Regions from separate parts of the Mus musculus genome. Here regions 2 and 3 are each linked to region 1. The links are chromatin loops, found by intact Hi-C in ENCODE. Cell type or tissue: left cerebral cortex. All regions are shown on one strand.

What was found. A loop is a pair of places that touch in the nucleus more often than their neighbours do. Peaks named below come from ENCODE experiments on the same cell type or tissue, not always from the same donor. Only the 100,000 strongest peaks of a DNase experiment are listed, where the experiment ranks them.
Region 2: it touches region 1 in a loop (2.2-fold over the local background); 15 of 42 quality-filtered maps call a loop at or near these places.
Region 3: a loop joins it to region 1, with 2.4 times the contacts of the local background. A loop is called at or near these places in 2 of 42 quality-filtered maps.

Annotation. Positions count from the first base shown.
Region 1 is chr17:32,889,891-32,892,390 of GRCm38, forward strand. It overlaps Zfp870 (zinc finger protein 870), which reads right to left and starts at 1,713. Exons shown (of 4, transcript NM_207245.2): 1 at 1,551-1,713. The coding sequence starts at 1,553. In left cerebral cortex, a CTCF peak has its summit at 1,418; DNase peaks (open chromatin) are centred at 1,517 and 1,775; H3K4me3 peaks cover 1,793 bases; H3K27ac peaks cover 1,110 bases.
Region 2 is chr17:32,956,123-32,958,622 of GRCm38, forward strand. It overlaps the pseudogene Cyp4f41-ps. Among named protein-coding and RNA genes, the nearest start is that of Zfp472, 8.5 kb to the right of the region's middle. In left cerebral cortex, no CTCF peak of the experiment used is centred here; no DNase peak of the experiment used is centred here.
Region 3 is chr17:32,828,962-32,831,461 of GRCm38, forward strand. It overlaps Zfp799 (zinc finger protein 799), which reads right to left and starts at 1,300. Exons shown (of 4, transcript NM_177359.5): 1 at 1,128-1,300. The coding sequence starts at 1,130. In left cerebral cortex, no CTCF peak of the experiment used is centred here; a DNase peak (open chromatin) is centred at 1,309; H3K4me3 peaks cover 1,601 bases; H3K27ac peaks cover 732 bases.

The DNA of each region.
Region 1 (2,500 bases):
ATCCTTTAACTCTGTGGCACGCCTATGAAAAAGCAAGCATCTCTGGGTGACACGGAGACAAGGTAGAGGGCGGGCAGGGACTGCTCTAGGTCACTCTGCTGTGCAGAATATCACAACCTCTGTGTCAGAGCTAGCCTAGAAGAGTGTCACCTTGGACAACAACCATACTGACCTGATTTGCTACAGAGTAACAGTACCAGGAAAGGGGGACTGTTTACACAAGTCCAGCTTGTTTACACACACACACACACACACACACACACACACACACACACACAAACCACAATCTGCCAGCACACCAAGAGACATTAACTGTGTCAATAAGTAGCAACACTCATACCAGATCATACCAGAAACACCAGACACAGGGGCTTTTGGTCCACAACAGATGGAACCCTCTTACCTGAGACTAAAACCAGAGAGTGGCAGGGTCAGCTGTCAAAAGCCAGCAAAATTGTCAACTCCTGGATCACCATGTCCCTCACCACAGCAGTTTCTTCGTGGCAAAATATTCAGCCCACCTGAAAGTCACCATCCAATAGCCTGTCCTCCCAAGAGGCATTTGGCATCTACGTACCTGCACTGCCAAGCCTTAGCTGGTCCCCTGGAGACTCCCCCCTCACCTACCTCAGCTCTCTACCTGTGTCTTCAGGACAGACGGATTCTGCAGGCTCTTTAACTATTTCCTAGCCATTTGTAACCTGTGTTGTCTCTGGTTGTGTGAAATGTCCCCGTGTGATCTGCTGGTTGATGTTAGGGATTCAAACTGGAATCACTAGGTGTGGAAGTGCACATCTTTCATCCCAGCACTGGAGAGCAGAACTAGGCAGATCTGTGAGTCCAGGACCAGTACCAGCCTCAAGGGTTGTATGTTAGATATCTTGCATATCAGATGTTTACATTACGGTTCATAACGGTAGCAGAATTGCAGTTATAAAGGAGCAACAAAGGTAATTTTATGGATGGGATCACAAAATGAACATTAGGAAGGTTGAGAGTCACTGCACTATGGGCATTTATTCCAGAAAGGATGGGGCCACTCGCTGCTCCAATATGTCTAACCCCCCTCCCCCGCACACACACACCCCGGCACCCCCCACCCCATCTCTCTCTCTCAACACTGAGAATCACAAAGTCCTCTGGGTAGCTGCGCCCTGAGACACTGCATAGGGTGTGTCGAGATTTTCAGGGGAGGACGAAGCAGTTATAGGACTCGTGTCCTAACCTTCATCATCCACGCAGCTCCACCTTCATCCCCCGTAGAAGAGTCCCAATCCAACTCCCAGAGTTGGCTCCTCAGGATCCTCCCGAGACCTTGGTGGAGAAGCCCAGCTGACCCCAGACGCTGCAGCGCTGAGCGCTCAGAGAGGAAGAGACCACCGCTCTGTCTGATGGACCAGCTCCACCCAGCGGAATCGGAGCGGCAAGACCCAGCGGAGCCAGATGAGACTCCGCTGCAGACTCAGCTGTCTTGCAAGACCTGCTCCCATTGCGGTCTCCGTCTGCTGCCGCAGCATCCTGCCCACATCTAAGTCACAGGCCGAACGTACCATTTCCAGCCCCGGAGTGTCCTGGTGTGCTCCTGCGGCTCCTGCTGTCAGTGAAGGCGACTCTGATATCTAGGCCTGGCATCTAGGACATACTTCCAAATAACACAAACATGCCTAATTTGGGGGGCTGGGGAGGGGGTTTAAGGAAACAGACCTCGGTCAGACAAAGCCCCTCATGCAAGAAGCGTACTTCTCATTGGACACTTCAGACACTAAAGTAATAACCTTTACCCTGATAGGCCAGCGAGCCTAACCTTTCTCCGGATAGGCCAGCGAGCCCTTGGCTCAGGTCCTGGAGCGCTAGTGACAGGGCATACAAGTTTTATTAGGCAAATTAGCAAGCAGATTTCACTCTAGACCCCTGCGTTCTAGCCCTGTCTGGGTGACTGTGTGCATGCAAGCGAAGTTTGTTCTCTTGCTTGTAACAATTCACAGTGAGCCGTTCCTAATTCTTCCTCCTAAGAATGGGGTCAGAGCAAGAGAATTCCAGACTCTGGTCACGGAGACAACTCTTAAGAGCTGCTTTGAGTAGGATTAGGAGGAAGGGCCTTATTAAAGGAAACCTCTCAGCCCGCTCTCATCTTCCCACATCCCACCGCTATACCGCCAGTCTGTACAAGACTTTGCGAACTATTCCACCAATAAAATTCACAAAAATAACCAGGTGGTGGTGGCGCATGCCTTTAATCCCAGCACTTGGGAGGCAGAGGCAGAGGCAGGCAGATTTCTGAGTTCGACGCCAGCCTGGTCTACAGAGTGAGTTCCAGGACAGCCAGGGCTATACAGAGAAACCCTGTCTCGAACAAACAAACAAATTGACAAAAATAGGCAACCTGACTTGTCTCTCACCCTGCAGTTTCAAAAAAAAAAAAACAAAACAAAACAAAAACAAAAACAAAAAGCAAAAAACCAAACAAAACAAAAACAAAAAATGTTTACCCAGAAAACCA
Region 2 (2,500 bases), 66 kb after region 1:
GTTGCAGGGTCCCTCTGTGGTGATGACAACATCTGTGAAACTGTCCACCAGGTTGCAGGCCTTGTGGAAGCATCACCCATCAACACTGAGGTAGTTAGTACAGGAAGTCCACATCCAGGAAGGACTGGTGCTGTTGAAGGAGATGAGCTCCAAGATGGCAGCAATGTATTTGCTGTTAGACCTGCAGGGCAGGCCAGACAGAAAGCAGACTCTTAGGATTAAGAAAACCTAGAAGACCCTCAGCAGAGACCCAGAACTAAGACCCTCCCTCCCCCCCAAAAAAAGTTCCCTACAAGTGTACTTCTCTTTGCCTCTCACTGCTTATGAGCCTTCATGTGCTGGTGTAACAGGTTATAGTAGTAAACTGCCATGTGCTGGTTAAGTTTTCTGAATGATTGGCTCTGGAAGCAATGTGGCTTCTCCATTTTAAACATAAGCATGTTTGTTGTATCACAGTGTCCTCCAAGACCCCTTTGTCTAGGGATGGACTGGGCTCCAGCCTTGTGACAAAGAGGAAGGTGAAAAGGACAACAGCCTAAAAGAAAACTACCATGCCTTTGAGAATTTGTTTGGTGGTTCTAGCAGGGGACTTCCATTATTTATATACCCTTGACTCAAGAGTGGACCTGTATCTATCTGTAAGTATTGACTCAACTGGGTATGTAGCTTTGTGGGGGAAGTAATGGAGAAAGGCAACCCTTGCCTAACCAGCCAGGTTAGCCAAATCAGCACACATTTCACAGCCAGATTGCCCTCACAGCTTACTCTGTGTCCTTGAGAACATCTGGAAGGCAAATCATTCTCAGGACAAACTGGGCACCTTCCCAAACCTTAAGATTCACCAAGCCTGCATACCCGGGGTCCCTGAGGATAGAAGGAGAAAACCAATTCCCATGCCTCTAACTGCCACACATTCATTCCCGCATGTAAGTGCAAGCACACAAGCACACTTGCTTTACCATCTAAACTTTTTTGCTAGCTCCTCTCTTTCTTACCTTTCCTCCTAGAATCTGTAAATACCTGTGATGGAAACTAAAATTGGACGTTCAATCTAAAAGTATGTTTTTCCACCCAGAACCCTCTTTATTGATCAAGTTCTCCAGCTCCCTATTTTTGTGGGGTTTGTCCGGTCCTGTTCCTGCAGAGGGATGGAAATACCTGATCTGATACTCTGCTATTTTTGCTTGCTAAACACTAAATAAATTCACTTATATAGAAACCAAAAACACAGCTATGGTAGATTACTCTCCACAGGGAGCACCCAGAATTCCAAGGCAGATACTGGAACCATTTTTAGCTTTTTCACTCCACATCTGTTCCAGCTGTTCTTCCTTAGCTTTCTGAAATATGCCTCATTTCCCCACCAACCTCGGATCTTCTCCTCTCTAGCTCCTCTTGCATCCGGCATCTACCTGAGTGTCCATCCTCCAGAGTTGGTTGTGCATAATCAGCTGTGACTACTGCAACACTGCCAGTCCAAACACTCTGGCTCCTCTCACTGTCGTTCAATGTCAGTCAAAACCTACCACTTTGAGAGAGGCACCTCTGCTTCCTCTGGCCAGTCTTTCATTCTCCAGCTTTCTCTCTTGGTTCATGGTTCAGGTTCTCAGGCAAAGGTAGTCACTCACTCCTGACAGTTGCTGTGGAAGCTGAAGACACATTTCTGCAGACTGTCCACAGTCGTGAGGTTCATATGTTCAAACAGGGCCAGAGAGAAGCGCTGCTCTCGAAGGTCAGGCACTGCCACTTGTTCTAGCCAGAGAAGAAAACAAGGTTGTGCCTTGGCTCTGAGTCTCTGACCAGCCCTAGATATCAGAACAGATCCCTGACCCAGAACCAGACTCCTGGTCTTCTGTTCAGGTGCCTGACTCCACAGCAGGGAGCAAAAGGTATGCCTATAAGACATAAAGATGTAAGTAAGGAGTCAGGAGCCTTGAGTTCAAGTTTACATCCTGTCAACAGCAGCCAGGTTCGATGTCCCACTCATCCAGAGTTTAGCATTATGTTGACCTGATTGGCTGTCTATCGAATAATTCTTGAATACCTACTCTACTCCTCATATTCTCTTACTGTTGGTGAATTTGGAGAAGTTCCCTGAGACCTCTCGGGCCCTCGGTGTCACGACCCACAAGGTAATAGTTATAAGGGAGACCTACCTCAGGATAGGCTGAAAATTATATCCGACAACTGGCATATTGTTTATGGTATAAAGTAGATGCCGAGTAATTGCTAACCATCATCCTGTTCTCATTAATGTAGTGCTAAGTGACTATATAAATCACCTCAGTTGTTCTTATAGTGCCTTCATTGCTAGCCTCTGCAGATGGAGCTGTCTCGCCATGCTGTGAACTTGAACTGAACTATGGGGCCTTACTTGCTCTGGCCTGATGAGTGTTGTAAGCATTCTGCTACTTCTGAAGCTAAGCTCGGAGAGATGCTGAAAGTTCTGATGCTTCCCTCTCAGAGCCCCAGACTTCTTACCAGAAAACCCTGACTCCCA
Region 3 (2,500 bases), 61 kb before region 1:
GTTCTCATAGGACTAGCGGATGTCACTGAAATGTGAGAGAAGACAGGGTGGGGTGGGGCTGTTCTGGGATACTCTGTGCTTTGGGAACTATCAGCTTTCTGGCCTACATGACTGTTTTGTTAAGCAAAAACTCTGCACTGGTTTATTCTGAATATCAATATCAACAAAGAACAAATAAAGGCACAATTTAATAATCTGTCTCAATAATGACGCCTGACAATATACCAAATCATATATACATGCACATAAAACTCACCAGCCTAACCAGATATAACCCCCTGCCTGAGACTATAGAAACTGCAACAAGCTGGTTGACGGGTCATAGGGTCAATTGTCAAAAGCCAGAAAACTTATCACAGGAAAAGCCCCGTCTCTACCCTAGGACTCCAGCTCTAGGACCTCAGCTCACTTCAAACAGGCCTTCTAACAACAGCCTGTGCTCGGAACGTGCATTGGACATTCTACACCCTCACTGATAAGTCTTACCAGTTCTCTGCCTCCAACTTGAGAACCTCCTATATTTTCAGCCTTTCTAACCATTTAGTAACTTGCACTTTGTATACCATTGTGTTAAATGGTCATGTGTTACCTGCCTATTGATAGTAATACTTAAGATAGGGATAAATGCATCGTGGTTGCCAATGGCCAGCTCTCAAGGATAACCAGGTGTACTCATCAAATCCTAGCCGATAAAGGCTGAGAAATGACTGACTGTTAAGTAAATTGGGACACTGAGCAGACATAAATGCAGCCTACTTTTTTTTTTTTTTTTTTTTTTTTTTTTTTTTTTTTGACAACGTGCATAGAACCCGGGCTCACCTCGCGGTTTTCCTACAAATCCCCTTACAAGAGCCCAAACCCACGGTTCCCCACGACTCTCCGCCTACACCTCCCAGACTGCGGAGACGCAGGCTGCAAGCGCCCAGCTGACCTGAGACCCCGCAGCACTGAGCTCTCAGCAAAGGACAGGACCGCAGCTCTGCCTGCTGGTCCAGCTCCATCCAGAGGGACCCGGGCAGCGCGGCCCAGCAGAGCAGATGAGATGCAGACTCAGCTGCCCTGGAAGGCCGCGTCCCCACTGCCGCCTCCGCTTACAGTAGCCTCCTCCCTACAGCCTGCGCACGCACCATTTCCAGTCACCGGGTGTCCAGGTGACCTCCTGCGATTCCCGCTGTCAGTAGGGGGGACAGAGATACCGAGGAGAGAGACCTGGGGGCCGCAGTCAAAGACACAGGACGACAATATGGCGGGGACACACAATGGCACCCCAAATGTTGTGCTTTCTACGTCACCGAAGACCGAAACTCCTCATTGGGCAGTTCACACAGCTACCAAACGTTCTCCTTGATTGGCCAACAATCCGTGAGCCTGCCTCCTGAATCCTGAGTGACAATAGAAACATCTCCTTCCTCCCTGGAAGACTTCACAGTTGACCCTGGTTCCTACTCTGGAGAGCACCTGGCCCCACCAAGGTTTTTTCTCAGATGCACTACTTTTATCGTTCCTTTTTGGTACATTTATTTATAGCTCATGTTTCAATATCACCACACAAGATATTTTGATGATCCCAGAAGGGCAAAAGTCAAAGGGTTGGGGCTAGGGAGATGGCTCCTTTGAAGTTCTTCTGGAGAACTCGGGTTGGCTTTCCAGAACCTCATCGTGGTTCACAATTGTCTGTAACTCTTAATTCCAGGGGATCTGATGCCTGATGCCCTATTTTTGCCTCCAAGGGCACCATGCATGCAATGGGTGCACAAACCATACCTGCAGGAAAAATATACCTGCACACACACACAAAATAATAAAATGAAAAAAATAAAAATAATCAGCCTCCTTCCTCAAAAGCACAGGTCTTCCAAACCCCCTCATGTATCATCTCATCAAACAAGCAAGCGACAACAAATTTCTGCTTTGTGTTGGCCAGCTGCTCCCACATACGGGGCCTCATTTGGAGTGTGGTTGATGTTCCCTGTGTCACTCCATTAAGGAAAAACAATTTTCGCTCTCCTAGCATCTTGATTAGGAGTGGGACTTTGCTACCACTTCCCCTTCCCTGGGCTGGGATTTTTGTCTAACTTTATTGAACTTATGTAGGTCTTGTACATGTAGCCACTGTCTCTCTGAGTTCTTATGTGCACCAACCCTGCTTATCTGGAAAACACTGTTTTCTTGAAGTCACCCATCTCCTCTGGTCTTACAAACATTACACTGCCTCTTCTACAGAGATCTCTACCTTCATTAGATTTTTTTTTCCTTTTTTGATTCTTCAGCTAAGACAGTAAGAAATATGATGTCATACAGACCCTAAGAAAACACAAATGCCAGCCCAGGCTACTATATCCAGCAAAACTCTCAATTACCATAGATGGAGAGAGCAAGATAGTCCATGACAAAAACAAATTTACACAATATCTTTCCAAAAATCCAGACCTAAAAAGGATAATAGAAGGAAAACTCCAACACAAGAAAGGAAAGTACACCCTAGAAAAAGCAAGACAGT